5 separate regions of the Mus musculus genome follow, and regions 1, 2, 3 and 5 are each linked to region 4. Evidence: chromatin loops called from intact Hi-C (ENCODE). Cell type or tissue: left cerebral cortex. All regions are shown on one strand.

Evidence for each region. A loop is a pair of places that touch in the nucleus more often than their neighbours do. Peaks named below come from ENCODE experiments on the same cell type or tissue, not always from the same donor. Only the 100,000 strongest peaks of a DNase experiment are listed, where the experiment ranks them.
Region 1: it touches region 4 in a loop (5-fold over the local background); 9 of 42 quality-filtered maps call a loop at or near these places.
Region 2: it touches region 4 in a loop (1.9-fold over the local background); 5 of 42 quality-filtered maps call a loop at or near these places.
Region 3: it touches region 4 in a loop (2.0-fold over the local background); 5 of 42 quality-filtered maps call a loop at or near these places.
Region 5: a loop joins it to region 4, with 3 times the contacts of the local background. A loop is called at or near these places in 4 of 42 quality-filtered maps.

What each region holds. Positions count from the first base shown.
Region 1 is chr12:17,031,028-17,036,027 of GRCm38, forward strand. No RefSeq gene overlaps it. Among named protein-coding and RNA genes, the nearest start is that of 2410004P03Rik, 22 kb to the left of the region's middle. In left cerebral cortex, CTCF peaks have their summits at 2,217 (motif pointing right) and 4,353 (motif pointing left); DNase peaks (open chromatin) are centred at 1,101, 2,244, 2,630, 3,200 and 1 more place; H3K27ac peaks cover 810 bases.
Region 2 is chr12:17,099,595-17,104,594 of GRCm38, forward strand. No RefSeq gene overlaps it. Among named protein-coding and RNA genes, the nearest start is that of Kcnf1, 75 kb to the right of the region's middle. In left cerebral cortex, no CTCF peak of the experiment used is centred here; a DNase peak (open chromatin) is centred at 2,466; H3K27ac peaks cover 224 bases.
Region 3 is chr12:17,082,759-17,087,758 of GRCm38, forward strand. No RefSeq gene overlaps it. Among named protein-coding and RNA genes, the nearest start is that of 2410004P03Rik, 74 kb to the left of the region's middle. In left cerebral cortex, no CTCF peak of the experiment used is centred here; DNase peaks (open chromatin) are centred at 2,313 and 3,090; H3K27ac peaks cover 1,633 bases.
Region 4 is chr12:17,168,564-17,173,563 of GRCm38, forward strand. It overlaps Kcnf1 (potassium voltage-gated channel, subfamily F, member 1), which reads right to left. Exons shown (of 1, transcript NM_201531.4): 1 at 3,537-5,000. Among named protein-coding and RNA genes, the nearest start is that of Kcnf1, 5.8 kb to the right of the region's middle. In left cerebral cortex, CTCF peaks have their summits at 1,419 and 2,069; DNase peaks (open chromatin) are centred at 1,416, 2,077, 3,055, 4,057 and 3 more places; H3K4me3 peaks cover 2,580 bases; H3K27ac peaks cover 3,720 bases.
Region 5 is chr12:17,069,864-17,074,863 of GRCm38, forward strand. No RefSeq gene overlaps it. Among named protein-coding and RNA genes, the nearest start is that of 2410004P03Rik, 61 kb to the left of the region's middle. In left cerebral cortex, no CTCF peak of the experiment used is centred here; DNase peaks (open chromatin) are centred at 234, 2,393 and 3,292; H3K27ac peaks cover 641 bases.

The sequences.
Region 1 (5,000 bases), 140 kb before region 4:
ATACGCAAAGAGGTCAGCCTCTACCTGTCGGAACCATGGCTTCCCAGTGCCCGCCACACTTGCTCAGCATAGGCATGGAGGGCTGGGGAGGAGGCAGACTGCTTGCCCTCTCTTTCAGGGAGCAGAGCAAATGTCCCTGTAGCTTAGTCTATGTATTAGTTTCTTTTTTTGTTGTGTCGACAAAATATCTAACAAAACCAACTCAAAGGAGGAGGGAAGAAAGGAAGAAGGAAGGAAGGAAAGAGAAAGGAGAGGGAAAGGAGTTAAGAAGGAGGGTGAGAGGAAGGAAGGAAGAAGGAGGGAGAAAGAGGGAGAGAAGAAGAAGGAAGGAAAAAGGAAGGGGGAAGGAGGAAAAAAGGAAGAAGGAAGGAAAGGAGGAACTAAGCCCCCCCCCCCCCAATTTTACCATTGACGTTACAGTCCATCATGGTGGGAAGTCATGACACTAAGGGTGTGGAATGGCTGGTCACATTGCATCCAGAGTAAGGAAGGAGACAGATGAATATTCATGTTTACCAGGACTCCATCCCATGGGATGGTGCTCCCCACATTTAGGCTGGATCCTCCCACGTTGATGAGCCAGTGTAGACAGTCCTTCACAGATGTGCCCAGGGCTTGTCTGCTGTGTCACTCTGGATCCATTAGGTTGACAATCACACCGTGGTTCTTCTGTCTGATCCTTGTCTCTTCAGCGTCCTGCTCACCGACATGTCCTACCCTTGGTCCCTAGAGCTATTTTCTCTGTAAAGGACCTCAGAGAGCATGTTCTTTGCATTCCTTTCTTCCTTCTGCAGACTCTGTGAAGTCAGAGGTGGGTTTTAATATAGGGGGAGGGGATAACTGAGCTATGGTGCCAGTTGCTTGGATTCCTTATCCCAGTTGAATGTCTGCACAACATACTCTGTCTGTCTGTGGATCTGTGTCTGTCTGCCTGCCTGCCTGCCTGCCTGCCTGCCTGCCTGTCTCTCTCCTTCATACACACACACACACACACACACACACACACACACACACACCAGGGTCTATCTGTGTAACCCTAGCTATTCTGGGACTACCTATGGAGACAATTCATAGACACCCACTTATCTCTGCCTCTGAGTGTTGGAGTTAGAGAAGCACACTGCCAGGCTTACCTTGGATGACATAGTCTCTTGGTGGTGTTGTGTAAGGTACAGATTCCCTGTTCTCCTGCATACCTGGAGATTGGCAGGGGGAAGAACCCTGGTCTCCAAGTCCTTGATGGTCCTAGGTGCTAGAGGCTGAGAGGTTAGGTCTCCTCCTTTCTGCCTCAGGCGTCTGGAGTTTGTGGTAGAAGTTGTAACCTTTGTCATGTGTGGTTTGGAGAACCCTGCCGTCCATTTTGGCCAGTGTCCTGGCTGCTGTAGATGTCCTGATCTATGGGTGGCACTTGCATTGGTCCCTAGCTCGACAGACCTCATGGGTAGTGCTATTGGAAAAGGTGCCCATGTTAAGCTTTCCACTGCTCCTTGTTCCTGGCTCCACCTAGGGACACCTCCATGTCCTGTGGAGCACATCGGGTTCTAAGGACCAGTCACTGACCCAGTGTGTTTCCCAAGCACCATGGTCCTAATGGTGATGGAGAGCCAGGCTATGGAGATGGGGTGGGAAGGGCAGACGCCCTTTTCCAAGAGTCTCAAATAAGAATCAGGACAGGTTCTTGCCTCAGCTTTCAACTTTCTAAACTTCGTGGACCACAAAGGATGTGGTTGCCATTGCTCCCTGCATGTACTGCCTGCCTCTCTACCCTTCTTCCCATACCACCCATGTGACCGGAAGGCTCATGACCTTTCTTCTGCTATCGAGGGTACCCCTCCTAATCTTTCACTCTTTAAGGCTGTGTTTCCTCTGGCCCATTCTGCATCCCCAGGAGTCCCTTGAGGACATAGCCTGTTATCTGTTCATCTACCACTGGTGCCAGGGAGTTCACCCCAGAAGCACAGGCCTGAAAATGAAAGTCATCCTCTGGTCACTGGGTCACCAAGAGGCTGACTCTTTCTCTAGCGTCAAAGGGAAACACGCTTTGACTCTCTCCTAGAAAATTCTAGACACACCAACACGGCACCTACGGGAGCCTTGGGAAGCATATTGAGAAACGCTATTCTGGATATTTTTGTGATACTCCAAATAACTTCAGTTTTCTCTCTCATCTTAAAGTCTCTTCTAACAACAAAAAAAACTCTTGCGTTGAGGACTTCCTTCCCAGCAGGTGGCGCTATTGAGCAGTGATTGAATCCTGAGCACCAGCAATCTATTCCTGAGTTCATACATAGGCTACAGATCCTCTCTGTGCCTTGTGTGTGTGTGTGTGTGTGTGTGTGTGTGTGTGTGTGTATAATATATATATATATTGGGGCTCTGCACAAATGAAGCTATCGCCATTACCGACCAAGCATTAGTTGAGGGACGATAAGTGTCCACCGAGAAGAAATGAAGCCCATTTGTGAAGTCAGTAGCAAGCGGGCCTCTTTGTACTTTGAAGCAGCAGAAAAGGCCAAACAGACCCATTGTTGCTATTTGTGGCTTTAAGAAGACCCTATATCTGATTGGCTGAGTGAAGAACAGAGAGGGTGTGGTAGAAACCGGAAGCACACTGTCTGTGGGGCCCTCAGCAGAACCATGTGGACTGCATCTCTACATAACCACACAGCAGCCGCAGAGCAGACAGTGAGCATGATCACACGGCACTTGGCAGAAAGGCAGACAGACTGGCTCGCCTCAGACGCTCCAGCTGGACCTCAGACGGAAGGTGCAGAGATTCAAATCCTTGGTCTCTCCACCGGGGATGTGAGCACCCTGGGTCCTCTTACATTGTAAGCGATGGGCTGTTAGGAATGACAGCCCCGAAGTCAACCAAGGTGGTTTTCATTCTCTCATTTGTCTGCCCTGAACACTTCACTCATTGGCAAGTATGTACGGTCCAGCTGGGAGGACTGATAACCAGCTCACAAAAGAGGTACCTTGAGTCCCCTGGCCGCAGTGAAACGGCTCCTCTAGGGTCAACACCTGGCTAGGGGCTGGCTGCTCCCTTTCTGTGCTTTTGTGCAAGAACCTTCCCTGTAGGGTGTGGACTGGCCCGGTACATTCTGCGTGTCTCCCATGGTCCTGGCTATGCACATTAACTGTAACACGATGACATAATTATAGAAACAGAGGACACCCTTCATTTCCTCAGTCACCTGCAGACCCAGAATATGCTGGAGAAAACTTGGATGCACCAACTCCTCATTACAAGCTGAGGCTAGCAATGAACAAAATAAATATGCATTGGAGACTGAATGCTATAATTAGCGTTTCCATGTGGCTAAAGAAAACGAGAGACATTTTAATTCCGGGCCTCTGGTTGCATGTTAAGTTGCTGCGAAGGGAATGGTCCTTGGGGGTTAACCTGTGAGGGACAGGCATTGTCTTAAGATCCTTGGTGTAGGTGGGATTCAAATGGAGCGGCTATGCCATTAGATAGCCCAGGGCTGAGCTTACTTCCTAGAGCCCAGTGAATACTCCCAATTGTAAGAGAGGCTGGCGTCGTCCCCTGGCACCCATGGTCCGGGTGAATCTATTCATTTAATAAATAATTAGCATTCGCATATCTGTTGTTCCTGGTGATGTCAGAAAGTACCTTTTCGTACTGTCTTCCAAATTCACATCTAGACGTGTGATGCTTTGACCTGCTACCTCCTTTAACTCAGTGCTGGGGACAATCTCAAAGCATTGTCCTGCTCTGCCCTTGGGGTAGCTAGCCAGCCTGAGGATTTTGTGCTTTCTTGATAACATAACTGGAGAAACTGGCATGTCTGAAAGAGAACAGGCCACATGGTCCTGAGCTCTTCTGCCCAAGGGGTGATAGGACTCTGTGTATCTCTTCTGGGGGATACATGGGGATTTGAGGTGACAGATAGGCAATCTGGGGGAATCCCCAGCATGGAGCCCAGGAGAGTCAAAGAGGAGATACCCGGCTCTTCTGCCTTCCGTGTTCCCAGGCACCAGCTTGTTGTAACACCGCGTTCTCAGGCCTCAGTGACTACAAGAGTTGTAAAACAGGCTGTAGCCTCACTGAAGGCACAGTGGCCACAATTAGCAACTGGAGAGGTGCAGTGTTGATCTCACAGGCATGAGGTGACTTATCCCAACTCACCTAAGAAGATTGTTCACACTAAGAGCTTTTTAAAACCCCAGTTTAGAGAGAGCTGAAGAATTCTCTCTGCCATTCAAGACCATCTTTAACAGAAAGCACACCGGAAGGGTGGTCCTGAAACACCCGTGTGACAGGCAGAGATCTGGAGTACCCTGAGACTTCAACTACCAGCCCTGTGCTCTGTGGATGGACAGCACCCCCTGCAGGACAGAACCTCCAGATAGAGATGTGTTAGACATGCTTATGTCCTGAAAGCCTTTTATTTTGTGAGACCTGGGTGGGGCTGGGTATTCATCCTGGAATTTCCAGAAGTTTTTCTCCTTAACTCCCAGAGAAATTTTATTTTGAAACAGAGTCTCACATAGCCCAGGCTGGCCTTGAACTCTCCATGTAGATGAAGATGAACTTGAACTTACCTTCCTGCCTCTACCTCTACAGTCAAGGAAGACACACCCCCCCCCCTCCACACACACACCCCTTGTGGCTGTGGCTGTATCACAAATAGTGCTAGGACTTGCCAAAGCCACAGCAGCACCTGGAGGTGACCTGATGATGGATGCCATGCTAGGCTCAACGTGACAGACTGGGAAAGTCTAAAGTCCTGAATCCTGGAGCCAGGAACTGTTTCCAGCCTCACATCCTGATGTCCTGGTGACACAGGGACAAACTGTCCTCACCCCCCCCCACCCCCCACCCCCCACCCCCCACCCCCCGGGCTCCACTCATGCATCCTGTTCTCCTGCTGAGAGGGGTGCCACTCTGGGCTGCTGCTGCTCAGGCCTAGGGTCGTGCGTGCTTTGTGCAGACACTCTGGGGGACTCTTTCTCCCTCTGTGCCCTCTAGGGAG
Region 2 (5,000 bases), 69 kb before region 4:
GTCAAGAAGCAGAGACATGAAGGCTGCTGCTCAACTTTCTCCTTCTCATGCAGTTCAGAATCTCAGCCTAGGGGATGGTACTGTCCATGCTTCGGATGGATCCTCCCACCTCAACTGACCCAATCCAGAAGCCGCCTCACATGCATTTCCAAAGGCTCTTCTCTTGGTGATTCTTGAGCCATCACACATGGCTCCTCTAAAGTATTTGGCTCCAGTGTCCTCTTCTAAGAACATCAGTCATATTGGGTAAGGGCTCACCTACTCCCATGCCACTTCCCATTAACTGATAATATTTAAAGTGACTGACCCTATTTCTATTATTTCATAGTATTGGGAATTAAGACATTCATGTGTTTTGGAGAAAGTGGTTCAGACATGGTTACCATGTCACATAGTTATTCCTAGCTGCAAAGGAGTCTAGAAGATGGGAGATGAAATCCACATCTACTCACAATTGGATACTGTCATAAAATAGAATATGCTGGCAGCCAACTACTTTCCATGGTGGTCTAACCAAGCTATAGCTACTCGCCCCAGCTGGGGTGCTCAGTCCTAAGTTATCTGTTCACCCCAAACTGAAATTTCTCTGATGCTAGATTGGGCTCAGAAAAATCTCCATGTGAGTCAACCTGTAGTGGTATTCCCTCAAATAGCCTCCCTGACCCCCACTGCAAGACTACTTTGTTTTCATGTCCCTCTTCCCCTGCCCCATGTGTGGAGATCAAAGGACAACTTCTGAGAGCCAGTTTTTGTCTTTCACTGTAGTTTTTGGGGATTGAACTCAGGTTGTCAGACTTGAGTTATCTGAATGGTCCTATGGCAAGTTCTTTTCAGATCTATTTTATTCATGATGATTTGTGTGTCTGTGTGTGTGCGCACACACATGTACAAATGCCTGTGGTGATCAGAGGTGTTGGATTCAGCTTGGATCTAGAGTTGCAGGAAAGTTGTCAGGCATCTGACATAGATACTGGGGACTGTGCTTGGGTCCTCTGTGAGAATAGTTTGTACTCTTAAGTCACTGAACCATTCCTCCAGCCCAAGTTCTTAAAGTTCCAGACTGTGAGGGTTCATGAGGTGCAGCCCTTTCTTCCATAATCCCTTCCTTGACTCCATGTCCTTCCATAGGTCTCCCTGCTGTTCATGAACCCACCAAGGCACCCCAGCACAGGCCCTTCCCCTCTCCCTTCAGTTGCATTCACAGAGGAAGGATGGTGTTGATGATGCCACCACCCCCTTGTGATGCCACAAGTCACTGGGATGCTCTGGCGCTTCCCAAGCTCATGTACTCATGAAATTAATGAGCAAATTAACCAGGAACTGACTATTCCATAAATAAATCACAGCCCCAGCCTCTCTTCTTTCTTTTGGTGTCAGCCTTTGAAGTCCCACAACTTCTCCTGATGGGGATGAAATGAGATATTTGCCATTTTAACTTTTAAATCAAGCTACAAAAGAAAAAACAAGAGTTATCAACAAGATCAAAGGAAACAGGGAACTCACAAAAAAGGGGGGGGGGGAAGATGTCATTTGCCATGGTGTCTGCAGATTGGGAAGACAGAGGGGATAGATATCTCATGACAGTGGCTCTTACAGTGCTGTGAACAAAACATTTGGCAGAAACAAGGAAGGAGAAATTAATATTGTCTCATAGTTTCTGTAGGATTCAATCCATTATGTCAGGAAAGGTAAGGGCAGGGAACTGAATTCACAGGAGCAGGAGTGTGTGGTGGAGGTTGTCCACTATGAGGCAGACTCATCAGGGGTGGGCTACAGCTTTCAACAGCCCACCTTTAAGGGTCTACTTCCTCTGCCAGCCAGACCTTATCTGCTGAAAATTCTACAGCCTTCCTAAATAATACTACTGTCTAGGGACTTAACATTCCAAACATAAGCCCCTGAGACAATTCAAATCACACTGTGTGGTGTCTCAGGATAGCAGAGAGCTGGCTCCTGGTTATAGATGATGTAGGTCAGGAGTCCTGTGGAGTCCACTGTGAAGGACATACTGACTGCAGGAAGAAGGTGGGGGAGGCAGCTCACCTGTCAGCTGGGGACAGGTGCTGAACCTGAAACTCTCCTCTCCAGGGTGAATCTATGGGCTCCGTCCTCTTCCCCAGGGTCCTTTTTATTCACATTCATGTTCTTGTTGGCTTTCCAGAAGAAAGAGAGTCCTAGAATCCCATGAGGATTCCCAGAGCACTCTATTTCACATCTCCTGTTTTCTCTCCATTCACTGCCTCCAATAATACCACACAAGTTTGCAAAGTTATATGAAAAGAGCAGAGAGAGGTGAAATGATGAGAAAGTCAGCCAATCCAGGCTGTGCAGTGTCCCACAGAACACTTTCTCTGGGGCTCTGGCATCTGCTTAGGAAGGGAAACCCAGCCCTAAGCTTTCCCGAAGTCAACAGAATGGAAGCATGCTAACATATTCGGCACCCTTGACTCCCAGCATCATAAGGTAAAAATAAACCCGTTGCCAAGGAAAAGTGTGGCTCTGCATGATTCTAACATCAGGGAGAGCTCCCTGGGCTTTTATGGAAGTTGGGATTGGAGGTGTTATGAGGAACAGGCTGTGGGTTCTTGTTTTTGGCTAAGCAAGATCAGGACAACCAGAGGATATCATGATTGGCTGGACTCTGAAAGGCTGCGGCCAGTCAAAAGGTGAATGATTGAGTTATATATTTATTTTTTCCTCTCAATGTGGTGATTTGCATTTATAAAGAATATAAACCGGGCTGGTGAGATGGCTCAGTGGGTAAGAGCACCCGACTGCTCTTCCGAAGGGCCGAAGTTCAAATCCCAGCAACCACATGGTGGCTCACAACCATCCATAATGAGATCTGACTCCCTCTTCTGGAGGGTCTGAAGACAGCTACAGTGTACTTACATGTAATAAATAAATAAATCTTTAAAAAAAAAAAGAATATAAACCAGGGGAAGAGTTGGCAAGAGCTGGGGGGAGGGGTGGAAGGAAAGAGAGAAGTCTGGAGGCCTCAAGACACGGGTGGTATCTAAGTGAAGACACAGTGGCTAAGAGGGAGCCACTGAGTAAATATTTCAGGACAGAACATTCTGGAGAATGGGGTCATAACTCTAATCATGTAAGTATCCTAAGTTTAACTCTCTCACACATAAATCTCTCTACAAGTTAACTTCACATGTTTAGTTGAGGTGACACCAGAACATTCAAATCTGAGCGACAGGGTCACTCCTTGGACAGAATGGCCAGCCTTGGGGCCATATCACCCTGGGGAAAGTCGGGGGCAGGAGGTTCTTGCCCACAATCTGCTTGGGGTCTTTCTTCTCTCAGGATTCTCTGGTCCGAGCTGAGGCTGGAGCTCTCTTCCGACTCCACATTTATGATGACAAGTTAGCAGGAGCAGCTGGAACCCCAAGAGTCCAGCATGGCCCAGCTTCAACAGGCAGCAAATTCTGCCTCTGTCCTCACTTGGTGTGACTCCCCAGAATACACGAGCAGGGAGGTGACTGTCCTTACCCTCCAGTTCTGATCTCTGTACGGTGTCTGAGTTGAAGAACTTGCTATGCCCATCAGAAGAGCCACCATCCATTAGATTCATCGGGAGAGTATGGGTGACCCCTATGGCACAGGTGTGACATTCTCCAAAGTCCGTTGGTTTTATGCATGGAATATGCTGCCATTTCTCTCTGAGCAGGCAATATTGCTCAGAGAGTGAGCCTCTCCTTCAAGAGGACACGGACAGTCCCTGCCTGAAAATAGAATGTGGGAAAAAACTTGTCAAATTCAGAGAATTCAGGTAAAACAAAGACGGGAACTTGTACAAGGTTTACACCAAATTGACCCCTTCATGAGAGGAACAGAGCAGAGGCTGAGTGGAGTGGGCCAACATCTGAGGTGGCCTTGAGGCCAACCAACTGGGCCATGAGCTGCTCCCTACAGCTTGCTGGGGTACCAGGACATGGAGAGAACTTTGCAAGGCAATCAAGCAGAGCTGGACAGCTGTGTCCAACAGGAAGTCCCAATACCTATGAAGGGTTGATGCCCCTGGAGGGAGGACATAGATGCCTGCCCCATGAGATGCCAGTCCCTCGGGTCTGTGGCACCTCAGCCCCTCTGACAGAGCACTGGATGAGTCTGGATGAGTCTATAGTCGTTTTACTGGCTCTTCTTCCTGATGCACCTGGCTGGGTGGACACTGCTGTCCTGGTGTCTTTGTGGGCTGGGGTGGGTAAGGCAGATTAGCTGCTAAACTTGTGCATTTCCCAGGGGGTTAGGTCCACTGGTACAGGGTGAACAGAAGACACAGAGAAAGGATGTGGCCCTCTGTAGAACAGGCTAATATGGTGAGCGCTTCAAGCAGAACATCACAGTAGCCGGTAAAGAACACAGCAAGAGTCTTTCCAGCAGCTAGAGTTCCACCAGGGCTCACCTCAGAGCCTCATCACCCAGGAGCCTTTCACACTGGACACATGCCCCTTTCCTTGCACAACTTCCCCTGTGGGAGAACAGTAGATCCTTTCCTAGGTCTTGGGATAGGGTGGGGGTGGGGGGTCATGGATCTCAATAGGCCACTTTCCCATGGCCACCAAGGTGTCCCATGTTGGAGGTAAGTGCACACCAGTCATCCAGGCCCAACAGCCCTGGCATCTGTTAGGGCAGTGGTTGAGCATTCCAGAAAATGGCAGAACTCTCAGCACTGGGCTGTGCTGGTCTGAACTGGGCTGTAGGAAGGCCATAGAGGGACTCACCTGGATTTCCCAAGGCTTTGTTCACACTGGTTCCAGTTCCCAGACTCTCTTGTGCTGTTGGGTCTCCTGCCCTGTAAGACCTCTTTCAGTGTCTCTTCCACACAGAGCACAGGTTTTTCTGTATGTGCTCCTGAGGGCTCTCCTGCAGGGTAGCCTATGGAAGGCTTTGGACAAGGACCCTGGTCTTCCCCCTCTTCCCAACAAACTGATGTGGCTCTCCCTCCTGAAAGAGGGAAGTTACTCTAGCAGGTCATATAGATGCTCCCA
Region 3 (5,000 bases), 86 kb before region 4:
TATCACTCTTGGTCTGGGTAGATTGTGGGTATGGTGTTTGCCCTGCAAGCACAAAGATCTGAGCTTGGATTCCCATAGCCTCGCCCCCTCCGAAAAGCCCAGAGTGATGCCAACCTGTAGTCCCAGCATTTGGTAGAGACTAGCAGATCCAGTCTAGGGGAATTGGTAAGCTCCAGGTTAAGTTAGAGACTCTGCAAAATAAAGGAAGCTAGAGAGCAATTGGAGACAGCTGACATCAACCATGGCTTGTGCACATGTGTGTGCACACACACATGCCATATCCCCCTTGATTACCTGCGCTTTGTAAATCTGTCCTTCCTTTGTCCATCCCACCCCACTTCCCTCCTTCTTCCCCTCACATATCCAACCTTTCATGGATGTTGGAAGAAAATTTTAAAAAAGCAGCTGGTCCTATTCAAACCCAGGCCTCTTGAAGCTGAAGATGTGTGAACAGAGTGTGGCTGAGGGGATACAACTACACCAGGTGTTTAAGCCAAGGGCCCTTCAGATGGTTCTGTGATCCCAAAGCAGGTATTAAAATGTTCCCTCTGGTCCTGTTGACAGCTCATATGAAAATCCTGGGTCCAGAAATGTCTTCTACCTCTGTGGCTCTGTGCCCCATTTGCTGCATACGTTTTACCTCTTTAAGGACAGCACCCCAGTTTGGGGCTGCTGCCCAGCCACTTGCATGTAAGCATGTTTGCATCCTTGTGCTCTTTTCTGGAGTCATCTTCTCCATAGTCATCCCATAGAACAGTGGAGATGTGAAATACGGCATACATGCAGCTACATACTGACAAAGCTCAGGGGAGGGTCCTCTGTGGTTCAGCAAGTTGTAAGCTTTGTTTAAGATAGATAGGCTGTCAGGCATAGTGGCACGCATCTTTAGTCCCAGCACTTGGGAGGCAGAGGCAGAGGCAGAGGCAGAGGCAGAGGCAGAGGCAGAGGCAGAGGCAGAGGCAGAGGCAGAGGCAGAGGCAGAGGCAGAGGCAGAGGCAGAGGCAGAGGCAGAGAGGCAGAGGCAGAGAGGCAGAGGCAGAGAGGCAGAGGCAGAGAGGCAGAGGCAGAGAGGCAGAGGCAGAGAGGCAGAGAGGCAGAGAGGCAGAGAGGCAGAGAGGCAGAGAGGCAGAGGCAGAGGCAGAGGCAGAGGCAGAGGCAGAGGCAGAGGCAGAGGCAGAGGCAGAGAGGCAGAGGCAGAGAGGCAGAGGCAGAGAGGCAGAGGCAGAGAGGCAGAGGCAGAGAGGCAGAGGCAGAGAGGCAGAGGCAGAGAGGCAGAGGCAGAGAGGCAGAGGCAGAGAGGCAGAGGCAGAGAGGCAGAGAGGCAGAGAGGCAGAGAGGCAGAGGCAGAGGCAGAGGCAGAGGCAGAGGCAGAGGCAGAGGCAGAGGCAGAGGCAGAGGCAGAGGCAGAGGCAGAGAGGCAGAGAGGCAGAGAGGCAGAGAGGCAGAGAGGCAGAGGCAGAGAGGCAGAGGCAGAGGCAGAGGCAGGCTGATCTCTGAGTTCAAGGCCAGCCTGGTTTACACAGAGAGTTTCAGGACAGCTAGGACTACATAGAGAAACCCTGTCTCAAAACCATGCTGCTCCCCCTCAAACTCCCCTTCCCCCAAAGATAGATCAGCCTTGGACATTGATATAACCTTTCCATGGGTCTTTTTTTAAGTGACCCCAGGACATCTGTGAGGCTTTTGTGCCATGGATCCCTGAGATGGGCTATAGGATGAAGGAGAGGGGCCAGGCCCACAGAGGACACCTTACAGGGACCAGGAGCTGGGATAAAGGGAGCCCCAGTGCCCAACTCCTGTTCCAGGGACAACACCCCAGGACTATGAAGCTTGGCAGGGTCCGTGGAAGCAGAAGGTCAGGCTGCAAATGTTCTAGTGACCCAGCAGGAGATCACAAGGTAGACAGGGGTGCTGTGGTAGAAACAGGAAGTATCAACTCCCTCCCCAACTCCCTCCTGATCTCTGAACAATGCAGAGCACCACCAGAGTACCACCTCTCCTCTCCAGGACCCCTCTGGCGGCTCCATGAGTGGCATGTGACAAGCTGTCTTGAATGGTCAGATGTTTTTGTGTGCCTGTGACGGTCCTGGCAGATGGTGACAGGTGTCTTGTGGACAAGGCTGGAGTTCCAGGCCGCTCTGTTGGGGGGGGGGTTGCTCTTTTTCTTGGCTCATTTCCTGCTCTATCAACTGAAGGTTTCAGAAGTTAAATTCAAAGTTGCTGGTGATTTTGAGTCACTTTTTTTTTTTTCAATAGCGCCTCTTGAGTGAAGATTAGGCGGCTGTGTGGGCGGCTGTTAAGGGTGCCTCATTTCCACATTGAGAGCCTACCCACACAGCAGATTTTAGTGGTACTTGAAACGGGACCTGATTTTGCCTCTCAGCTGTTACATTAAAATAAAATGCCCTTCGTCTGATTATGAAGACAGCCAATTTAAATGTATAGATACCATTTCCCAGAGGGGAGGGATGTCTTTATTGATTCTGAGACCTCGTGTTGCTTCGTGTGACATATCAGGTGCTTGGCACATTCACTTTCTAAGAGAGAATGGCCCAGGACAGAGGAGGGGACGGTTGTTTGAGTCATGGCTCTGTGGCTGTCTTGCTGTGCAGCTCTAATGAGTCACCTCCCTGAGTCTTAGCCTCCGTCCACGTTGGGACAGTCAACCCTGCTTGTGCAATTGATCACAGCATCCTGAAGATGGAGGCTGAGGGATGGGAGGCTCTTAGCACACTGGCTGTCCTGTGGCAGTCTCTGCCCTTGCTGTAGTTTGGGCAGTCATGACCTTAATGTTTGTCCTGCCCTTCCTTCTTGTTCTTTTCTTTCCTCTTTGGACAATTCTCCTGCTGTCACCCCCCCTCTTTCTGCCTGTTACAGCAAATAACTTAAGTGTCTTCTCTCTCTTGCCCAAACTGCAGAGCACACAGGCCTGAGCAGGCTGCCCAGGGCTCAGCACAGTATGAGCTTGGTGTGTGGATTGGTGCTTTGTTGATTTGATTCAAGCTAGAGTCACCTGGGAAGAGGAAGTGTCAGTTAAGGAATTGCCTCTACCAGATTGGTCTGTAGGCAACTCTGGGGGGCATTTCCTTGATAACTGATTGCTGTGGGAGGGCCCAGCCCACTGTGGGTGTGGTTGCCCCTGGGCAAGTGATGCTGGATGGTCTAAGAAAGCAGGCTGAACAAGCCATGGAGAGCAAGCCAGTAAGCAACACCCCTCCATGGCCTCTGCTTCAGTTCCACATCCAGGGTCCTATCTTGGCTTCCTCCCTCAATGGACTGTGACCTGGGATATGTAAGCCAACATATGTAAACACACATACACCTGCCAAATGCCTTTGAGTCAGGGTGTTTTAACACAGTAATAGAAGCCTAGCAAGAACAGGAAAGCTCTGTGGCGTTCACAGCGCTTTTCACCTGTCTGCGTTATTTCTCTTCTTCCGTGCTGAAGCTCTGTATTCTACTCAAGGCGGGAGAAGTCCTGAGACTCTTGGGCTCCCCGTGTTACCAAGGTCCAAACCCTCTCTAGCTTCACTTGCTGCAATTTCGCTGAAGGGGCCATATAGCTGGGTAATACATCATTAGTCTCCCAGAAGCTTTGCTGTGGGAATGCTTCCACTGGGTACATTTCGACTACAGTTGTCAAAGTTCCTTTCTGGGACTGTAAGGCCGCTTGACCTAGATGCCCCATGGGTGACTGGATGAACAGGTTTGGCATTGCCTTCATTTTGTGTCAGTCTGTTGAATGAGGTAAGCCGCAGGTCAGCGGCTGCTGGGCCTGCGTGCAGAATGCTGATTGTCTGCTGAAGCGGACAAGTGTGCATGTGTGAAATCCATGTACGACACAGCCTGTATATGTGTTTGTGCATGGAGTGGGGGGGGTCATATGACAACTGAGGGAGTTGGCTGTCTTCTTTCCCTATGTGGGACCCAGGATGGAACTCAGGCTGCCAGGCTTAGTGTGGCTGGACTGGCAAGTGACTTTACTTGACAAACCATCTAAAAGCCTTAATCTTAACCCTACCCTATCCATAAAGCAGCTTACACATTTAACACTCTCCAGTCCGTCATAGGCCCATACTGAACCACACGTGACGATGTTTGCCCAGGATGATGGCTCCAGCCACAGAGGAACTCAGAAGTTTCTGTGACAGGTTGGTCACGGGCCTGGGAAAGAAGGAAACCATCTTCTGACAATGAATTACCAACTTTGACCCTACCCCAGAGAATCAACAAAAACCGTGTCTGTCTACTTGTTTGGAGAGCAGCCTGGCTTCAGTTAGCCAGGGCTGTGTCTCCTCTGATTGAGAGCTGAAACCTCACTGAAGGTTTGATTATAGGTTTGCGATGTTTTCTCTTATTATTTCCATGTCAAGAAGTTGTTCCCTGGAGTCTTAGGAAGGGTTACCTTGCTGTGATGAAACACCATGACCAAAGCAGCCTGGGAAAGAAAGGGTTTATTTGGCTTAAGTTTCCACACCACAGTTCATTATCAAAGGAAGTCAGGACAGGAACTCAAACAGGGCAGAAACCTGGAGGCAGGAGCTGATGCAGAGACCACAGAGGATGCTGCTTACCGGCTTGCTCTTCATGGCTTGTTCAGCCTGCTTTCTTATAGAACCAGGACCACCAGCCCAGGGGTGGCCCCACCCACAATGGGCTGGGCCCTCCCTTGTCAATCACTAATTAAGAAAATGTTCTACAGGCGTCTACAGCCCTATATATGGAACCATTTTCTTAACTGAGGTTCCCTCCTCTCAGCCGACTTTAGCTCATGTCCTGCATACCTAGAATTCCTGGCCTCCTGTCCTCAGACAACTCTGATTGTCTCCATCCACAGGAGGCTGAGAATGCCTTTGCTGCAGCAGCTAGTGATGATCCATCACTAGACCCCTCCTGGGCCCTCGGGACAGGAAGGTCTGTTGCATGAACACATGCCTGGACTCAAGCTGCCCATTTTGCTGGGAGTGCTGTTTGTCTGCAGGTCTTTGTAGATTTAGCTA
Region 4 (5,000 bases):
TTCTCGGGGACTTTGCTTCAGAGTGAGGGGAGTCACTCAGAGAAGGGAGCACAATGTAACACATCTGGGAGACAGGAAGGGACATTAACCTTTCAGACCCTTCTCTGTAGCCCTTTCTCATTTCTCTGGGAGTTCAATTCCTTTAAACAAGAGAATAGAGGGTAACTTCCTGCCCCTTGCACAAGGTCAGGCCAGTAACCTCAGAAACAGAAAAGGTTGAGTCAGCAGGGCAACCGGGAGGTCCTAGCCTCACCCTATGTAGCCTGGATCACCCTAGAGCCCAGTCACTGCCCCCTGCCTCAAGTCTCAGCCCTCAGGCTCAATGTTGGGGTCCCTACCTGCATGCAACACTCCTGTGCTCCAGTTAATCAGCACAGAAGGACCTTTGGAGCCTCCTGTCCTCAAGTTCAATGGCCTCTGGTCTCAGGAACAGAATGCTGTGGTCACTTCTCAGGATGGAGGACAAGCCTGCCTATGGCCCTGTACTAGAAGCCAAATTCTCTGGAAGAGGAGAGAACCAGAAGTGGAGGAAGTTGCTTCAGAATACAGTGGACTTCCTCCTTTCTTTCTGTGGGAAGGAACACACACACACACACACACACACACACACACACACACACACTCAGGCATGGACATGGACACACAAAAACGCATGGGGGGAAGACAAACAGATACACACAGAAACTCACATACACAAAGAGACACATACAGACACACAGACACACACAAAGAAGCACAAATATGCCCAGACACACATACACATATGGACACAGACACACACATATATGGACATAGAGATACAGACACATACACAGAGATGTACACACACACACATACATGCACAAACAGATACACATGTATAGACACACTTGCACAAAAACACAAAGATACACTGAGATAAACATACACACTGAGACATACAAAGACACATAAATACACACACACACACACACACAGAGAGAGAGGGGGGGGAGAGAGAGAGAGAGTATTGTACACTTAGCATGTGCTCTTTGGTAAGGTATATCCCTCACACTGGCTATGAACATTAGACTCCAAAAGGCCAAGAGGTCTCTGTGGAGGTTGGAAATGACCCAGCCACTGTGTATGAAGTGCCATGTGAATGGCCAACCGGTGCTGAGCTTCACCACACTGTGGGAAGCTGTTAGAGGGGCTGCATTCTCAGGTATATTTCCAGAACCTCTGTCTCACATGTTGAGGCCCCTATCAGCGACCATCAGTGGGTGGGGTGGGGTGGGGATGGGCTGAGCCATAAGTGAACGTAGAGACCGAATTCAGAGTGGATCAGTTCCCACAGCTACCATAGCTTTGAGGTGCCAAGAGCTACACTACTTTCCCACATTCTGTCTCCTTCATGTGGAGAGACGTGGGTGAACCCTAGAGTTTCCACAGCATGAATTCTGTTCCACTCCACCAGGAGGGCACACAGGGCAGTGTTACCTCTGGGACAGGAAGGTGGCCAGCAGGGAGTGAAAACAAAGATAGAAATCTGATTGGTGGATAGGGACAGACTTCTGAGGAGCAGGAGGGTGCTGCGGACAACAGGGGCCTCTGGTGCACAGGGCTGGGTGACAAGCCATATACAGGGGTAGGTGACAAGCCATAGGCCTAGTGTAGTGGAGAGAGAAAGAGATGAGGATGAGATGTACTGTGCAGCCATGCCACAGAGAGAACAATGGTAGGCTCAGCAGCTCCTCTTCACCTTGTAGTTGGGGAGACACCAAAGAGCAGCAACGGGGACTGGCTTGCACCCCTATTCTCACAGAAGAGCGGAATGGGTGGCAGTTAGCATCCTCAAGGGTCCAATTTACTCGAAGCCCCATTGCCAGGGTCTCTGGCTGGCCCTCTTCTGGGTCCTATGGTTCAAGACCAGGATGCACGCACACGGCTAAGCCCGCCGAGGAACCAGACAGCCAGGGAGCTGGCATGGAGAACGGTGCTCCTGGTGACTGAGTGGCGGTGCACTAGCAGAAGCTGGGTGTCAGTGAAATCCTCACTCTGATGGTAAAAATGCGCCGCCAGGCACACCATGCATAGAGCTGTCTTCCCACAGGCGACAGGTGGGAGGCCTCAGTGTTTCTCATTTCCCCAGAGGAAACCTGCAACATCAAATCATTCTGGCGGGGAGGGGGCAGGCAGCCTTTCCACAGAGTGAGGGAAATTGAGAGCTGGTTCTTGCAAGCAGAGAGGTTTGTGAAGGCCATTGCTAGTGTCTTACCTGCCTCAACAGCTCTCCCTAGGGAACAAATGTCTCAGATTACTCTACTTATTTTATGAGATACATCCAGACTGAGGCTGTAACTCCTTGTGTGTGGTCAGGACAGACCCTGAATGCCACATGGTCACATATCTGCCCAGAGCAGCTTACCAAAGGACATATACTGACATTTTTTCTTACCTTATAAAACACTACCACTTACAAAGTGAAGCCTTCCAGAGACTGGATGACACCATCCTTCACCTTATTAGGAAGCTGGGCCAGCCCTGAGGTGGGGCCCTGAGGCACTGGGCTCTGGTCAAAGCTGCTATGTGGGGGCAGAATAGAGGGTGGGGGGGAGTGGCTGACCCATATTCAGATGAGTGAGTCAGCTGAAGTTTTTATCTAGTTCCCACCACTGTCACCGGTCTATGGCTTCAGTTTTCTGGCCTCAGTTTCCCTATCTATAAGCCAGACTGACCAGTTTACTTCCTGTGCTATTTACAGACCAAATAAAACATTTTGTATGTGACTACATGTCCTTTCCTTGGGGAAAGCACATAGAAATTAATTTGTATTTGCACACATATACAATTCTACTCCAAATGGCACAACTATGTACTGTCAATGTTAACAGAAGTGGAACAAAAGTATCCCTGTGACTTGCTCATGAGTGGCTCAAAGATGTCAATTCAGGGCCACAGTTCCTACATATGTAAATACTCAACAATACTTTGTTGTTTTCCCTGTTAATATAGATGTTCTGTAACCTCTGAAACATTTCCTTGCTTTTAATGGATGTGAGTAATGAGTGATGCCCACACAGAAAAAGAAGCAAGTCAGACAACTTGCTTAGAAGAGAGATGTGAACTGACAGTGGCTAGGAATCAGGAAGATGGAGGACAGGGGCAAGCCTGAAATGCAAGGATCAGGCTGAAAGATAAGCCAGGCAGAGAATTTTCAGGAGAAAAGGAAATAGGGAGCTGAGAGGCTGTGACACAATAAGGACCCAGATAAAATGGCCTCTTTCCTGCAATTTCTACCCTACACTCCCTCCCCAGAGCCATCAGCATCCAGGTATCTCTCCCACAAATCCCAGCTCCTAGGGAATTCTTGGTTATTCTTCTGGAAGGGTTCTTGGGCAGCCCTGGAGGCTACCTTAGATGTCTTTCCCAGCCCACTGTGGGACAAACTTCCTTCATTAGGGCCAGAAAGGAAGTCACTCAGGTTTTGTGGGACATCTGGTCTACCTCAACTCCTTAGCTGTGTCTTATACCTCCTTAGCCATCACTAACAATCTCAAAATACACAAGCAGGCAGGTTAGTTCCAATAACACTTTATTTATGGACAACAAATTTTGAATGTAAAGTACTATTCACGATTCACAAAATGTTATTCCTTTGAGTTTTTTTTTTCATCAACCATTTAAAAATATAAAACCTATTCTAAAGTCATGGGTTGTGCAAAAACAGATGGTCCACCAGGTCTGGCTATGGTTATTCTGATAGTTCAAAGCCATTTTGTGGATTAGCAGCCCCAGGCTCCAGCTGTACCTGGAAGCTTGTTGAGAAAGAACACCTTTTTTCAGCTCTACAGATGCAAACCCTGGATTTAACCCAATCACCATGACTCATGTGTACTTTAAGTTATAAAAATACTGACACTGAAGGGTCATCTCAGACATTCTAATTTCACAGCAATGGGGTGTAGCCTGGACACCAAGCTTTCAAAACTCCACACCCAACCCCTGTTGGTTCTAAGGTACAAGTTTTCAAGTACTTGAAACCCAGATATTTCCTAGGGACTGTCCTGGCTCTCAGAACATCTGGACCACTCCTCTGTGACAAAGCATATCACTGTGTAAGGATCACTATCAGTCACTCAGTCCCCCTGGGACCAGTGGATCCTAGACTATGGAGATCTCACAGATGGCTCACTTCTCTGGGCTTGGTCTTCTATTCCTGAACGAGCAGCAAAAAGATACTTTGGATCTCTGAGTATTCTTCCCTGTAATTCCCCACCTCGATCTCCAGTACCACTACCCCAGAAGTCAGGGAACAGGAAGATAGCCTTCTGTCCCAAGGTCACTCAGCTCTCTGTAAATCTTGGGCTTCTCCCACTCTCTGGGGCTATGAGGATGGTACCCCATATTCTAGCTTCCCAAGGATTCTGCATAGAGGGGACAAACAAAGACAAGCCAACCTTTCGGCAAATCTCCTGAGCTCCAAGAACAAACAATACCCTGGTAGTCCCTGTCCTCCCTTATCTAGAGTCTCTACTTCCTCAGACCCCAACTTCTTCCTCTGCCTTTAATATCTCCAGGACCTGGTGTCAGCCTGGAGAAATGTGAAGAGGAGGCATACGTTTGGAGGAACCAGTGCCTTAGCCAGCTAGAAGTGCTAAAGACCTTCAGGTTCCTAAGTGAGAGGGCTGGGCAGACATGGGGCAATCCCTGTGTCCCCTAGGATGGCCATTGATGTTGCTGCTACATGGGCCATCTACCCCAGGTCTGAGTATCTTAACAATGAAGCCATGAAGTAAGCCTGCACCCTGAAGATAGAACCTCGACTCTTAAGACTTCTCCCTCCGAATGACAACCTCCTTCCTCATAGAAACACTGCCATAAGAATCAGAAGCTCAAACCTTGGAAATTCTGGAGAGGCAGACTTAGAAGGTGCCCTGAAAAATAAGCCCTCCTCATACTTCTGGGAAAATCTGTGCTCAGGGAAGAGAAAAGAGCCAACCAGAATAGAAGCAGATGGAAGATACCTCTATCCCTCCCTT
Region 5 (5,000 bases), 99 kb before region 4:
TCACTGGCAGGAGGCGGAGAGCAGACTTCGGGTGGACACCTGTGTCCCTGGCACCCTGCACAGGAGGTCCTGCACATGGAAGGGGGGCAGCCAGGAAGCATCACCAGGCCTTCCACCCACTGAACACATTTCTATGGTTATTCTAGAAATGAACCCTCTCATTAGCCTTGAATCTTGATTCGGGGCCAGCTCCTGGCGGGAAAACACACCCGTGCGCATGTGTCAGTGCTGAGATCTTTCTCCCGCCACCTCAGCTTTCTCCTTTGCACAATAGCAACTTAGCATATAAATCTGTCACACTCCAGCAAAGCCTGCCTGTGTAGCAGATGCCGGCCTACGAGTCACTTCATTTATATTTAGGCTTGCCATCCCTCTCTGGTGACAGAAACTTAAATTTGGTCACCTTGGGGGTCCCCCTCTCTCTCCCTGATTAGTATTTAGGCTCTGGGGTATTTATGCCACACCAAGACACAGGGAGGGACCGGTGCTCCATTCCTTGTGCCTACATTAATGTCGTTGGCCTTCTACCTGCAGCTCATCCTACCTGGAAGGCTCTAGAAGCCAAGATCTCTTTACTTATCTCATCCTGTGCTTGGGCCATGCCTCCCTTGTCACTTCCTCAGACTGACTGGGACCTTAGCATCCTACACTACAGGTGTGGCTGATGGTGGATGGCTGATCTTCTGCCTCCTGGATGTGTGTGGAAAGCCAGTCTGGAAATCCCACACATCTGCCTTTTGGATTATGTTGGGTTATACTTTAGGGTGTCACCTGACTTGGGACAAAACCACACCCTACCTCCACTCCATAAAGCCACACCAAAAATCACCTTGGGGACAAAAATGCAGAGAGCACACGTTTATTCTAGGTCAACAGGTGTACTCCACCACCAGACAGTGGACCTGCTTAGAGAACAGGTCCTGCCAAGGGTGAGGTTCTTTGTGGGGAAAAAAAGCAGAGAATCAGCAGATCTCATAGACCCTTTAGGTCTAAAGCAGTGCACAGCCGCCTACACACATCCAGCTACTTACTGCACAACACCTATTTGTGTGTGTGCGTGTGTGTGTGTGTGTGTGTGTGTGTGTGTGTGTGCATGCGTGCATGTGTGCATGCCATGCTTGTAAGTTAAAGTTAGATCACAGTTTTCAGGATATAGTTCTTTCCCCTCCATGGGGTCCGAGGATCAAAGTCAGCCCTTTAGGGATACTCAGTAAGCATTGTCACCTGACAAGCCATCTTACTAGCCCTTTTAAAGGTCTGTTAAAATATTGGTGGGTAACTGTGTTTAAGATGGAAACGTAATCTTGACAGGACATGGGACTGTAAGGCATCAGATGACACACTGTTGGGACATATTTGGGAGGGCGTGTATCCTTTCCATCACTCCATCCTCCTCCATGGGGGAGGTGGGGCCTTCTAGGGCTGAGTTTCAGCATTACCCTTGACCATGAGACTATCTATGCCAGCTCTGGCCGCTGGTGTTATAAACAGACAATGCTGATGTTTATGGTTCTGGGAGGCTGGAATTCTAAGGCCAAGGTGCAGGCAGGTGCCTTTTTACTCTTTCTTAGCCCCTCCCTAGTATCCACATTCAGAAACAAGAGAGAGACCCATCTCACCCTCTCTGTACCTCAATGGTTCTCAACCAATCGGCCACAGTCCTTTTGGGAGTCCCATATCAGATACCCTGAATATCAGATATTTACATTATGATGTATGGCAGTAGCAAAATCAGTTATGAAGTAACAAAGACATGATTTTATGGTGTGTGTGTGTGTGGGGGGGGGTGTTACCACATCATGAGAAAGGGTATTAAAGGGTTACTGCTTTAGGAAGGTTGAGAGCCACCGCTCTAGACGCTTCTTACAAGGCCACCAATGCAGCTCAGATTGTTTTCCTGTCATAGACAGACCTTGAAGCCTCAGTTCTCAGAGCTGTCTGCTATGGTCAGGCACAGGAAGACAGAGTGAATGCCGAGCTACTGTGATCAGGCATGCTAACACTGTTAGCATATTTGGGCAGGTGGCCATCGGGCCTGAAGTTATACCTGCTGGGAGACATGGCTAGCAGAAGGGCAGAGCTTCCTGTCTGGGAAACAGGATGGCCAGTAACAAAGCCAGACTGGAGTATTGAGTGGAGTGTGGAAAGATTGCTATGTGGAAGGAGCCATGCTCAGATTCAAATCCCAAATAGTAACTGCTTGGTGATTGTCCTCGTAGACAATGGACCAGAGAGCTGGTGTCATGTCCAAAGGTGTGCAGCCTTGGCATGGCAGCTCAGGCGGGAAAATGTACTGGGCTTAGTATGCAGAGAAGAACCTGTGCTCATGAAGCGCGGCGCTCAGCATTGCTGTTTGCACGCCTAGCATCTTCTGCTGGATCAGGCTGAGGCAGATGGTGCTGTCAGTATGGAGATCAGAGCAGGGAGCTGAGGTGCTAGACCACTGGTGTGCAAGCTTCCTCTTCTCGCATAGTTAGAGGTGGAGCCCTTGCTGTCTAAAGAACATCAGAATGTAAGGCAAATAGAAGACAGCACGCACGCGCACACGCACACATGCACACACACACTCAACATGGAAGGCAGGTAGTTGGGAGATACATTCGTTACAGGAATTAGACAATTGGATTTCTATATAGCTAAGTCAACAATAATGACAGTTTGTCCAAAAAGCCCTGGAAAGTTTCTGCTGCAATTTTTATTTAGTGTTTCTTGTTGTGTTCCTTGAGACCATGCCTTCATTTTCTAAGTCTAGGCAGAGGACACTTGATATTTAGAGCACTTTTCTTGGCCTGGAAAACCGCTTCCAACTCCAGAGGGGAATGCAGTCCCCGGCAAGGTTAATGATCAGGTGACATAGCATTGACTCTATGGTGATTATTTCTTAGCTGGGCTGGCTAGAGCTTGTGGGGAGAGCCTACTGTGGGATAGAGATAAGAAAACAATCAATTTTCCATAATTGAAAGTATTCCCTACTCAGTGTTCAAATGAGGAAAAGAGAGGGAGTTTGTCCAATATTTTTTCCTCCGATCCACTCTTAAAATCCAAGTGTAATATTAACATTGATTCATTTGTTCAGTCATTTAATGGTATTTTTCAGAGAGCCGTCTACACACTGTTGTATCTCAGCTGTTCTGTGTCATGCTCTCTGCTGTGTCGTGTCAGGAAGAACTGGGTTCCAGTCTTCAAAGACTGACATTGTCCCGACACAGGGTGAATACTGCCAAGATGTAGGGGGAGTGGGATGGAGCACAAGATGGGGAGCCCTAAAATTCTGTCTCTGAATCACTAGACTAGATCTTAGGACTGAGCTCTGGTTCAGAACAATGGGTGGGTGGTGTGTACCAACTGCAGTCTCCATGGCGGTGAGATCCAGGAATGCAAAATATGGAATGTCTGGGGCTGGGGTGCAGCTGGCCTAGCGTGCTTCAGGCCTTGGGTTCAATCCTCAGCCCACACAAACCAGCATTTTGGAGGATCAGGTCAAGGCCAGCCTGGGATACATGAGATCCTGGGTTGGGGATGGGAGGAGGGTGGAGAGAAAGATGATAGTGTAGATAATTATTATGAGGTAAAAGATTTTCATGGATTTCAAGCAAATGGGTAGCAGACAGGCAGAACAGAGTTGAAATGACTGCTGTTACTTCTCTTCCAAAGTGGGGGGAAAAAAGGGAGGTGTGTGGTCCATACAGTGATGATGCCCTGTCACCATGTTGACTGAATTAGAAGCTAAGGACCCCACTAGGATGTTGTTGTAACCTGAGTTCCATTACAAATTGGAAGCTCCAGGGTAGGGCACTGTTCAAGTTATGGCTTCTCACTGTAGACTCAAAGACTGTCCACATGCATTGGCCCAATGGTTGGCCATCCAGTTCCCCAGGCACCCATTGGAAGCAGAGCCATGTAGAAGAGGAGTCAGCCAACTTGTTTTTTAAAATGTAAAACAAACAAACCAACCAACCAACCAACCAACCAACCAACCAAAAACCAAAAAGAAAACAAAAAAAGCCACTTGAAGTGGAAACGTAAGGGTTCTTTAGGACAGTTGTGTCAGATGGCGTTTTGCTAGGGCAAACATATGAAGGAGTGTTTTCCTGAAGTGGACACGAGTGAAAGGGTGTTTTGTTAAAGCAGACACATGGAAGAACTGAAGGAATGGTTTGCTGGAGCAGACACGGGTGAAAGGATGTTCTGCTAAAGCAAGCACGAGAAAGGACGTGTGATGAAGGATTCTTCACTAATGACATGCATGTGTTGGTCCGACGTACATGCATTGTTGAGCTCCATTTGTTTCACTCCATAGAGAGAAACACACCAAAAACCTTCTGGTGTTGTGCTGCGGCTTCTTGCCACTTCTGCAGACTTGGGCTGATCGGCAGAGATGTAAGCTGATACAGGACCATGGGGAGTTTTGCTAAGACAGACTCACCTGCTGAGGCAAGACCCATGGAGGACCCGTGATGTTTGGAGGGAGGATAAGTAGAACTCACTGGACTGTGAAAGGGGCTTCCTTGTAGAGCTACCTTTGCAGTGCTTCTTGGTCTTGCGTCTTTGCTGATCTTCGCTTCATTGAGAGAGGCACAGCAGAGAACTTCTCCTGACATCCCTGGTGGTCCTGGTCCCTCCTGCTGACTTGTGCTGATTCAGCGGAGGACTGTCTGTTCCTGCTAGGTCATGCTACCACTGCTGCCATCCCGACACTTCTGAACTGGACTGCTGGTATATCTGTGAAATGTTTGTGAGTGGATTGAGCTGCCCCTGTTGGCCTGTGAACTGAACTGCTGACTTCCTGACAAGGTAAATAGGATTTGCTCCAAAGAACAATTTCTAAAGAGGTCCACTTCTCCCGTATCCTAATGACCTTTCTTTTCCACTACCTCTGGTGGTGGTGGTGGGGGGGGCTAGAAGAGAGGTTAAAGCATTTAAGAACCATCATTAAAAGTTGGGTTTGAGCCAGGCGTGGTGGTGCACGCCTTTAATCCCAGCACTTGGGAGGCAGAAAC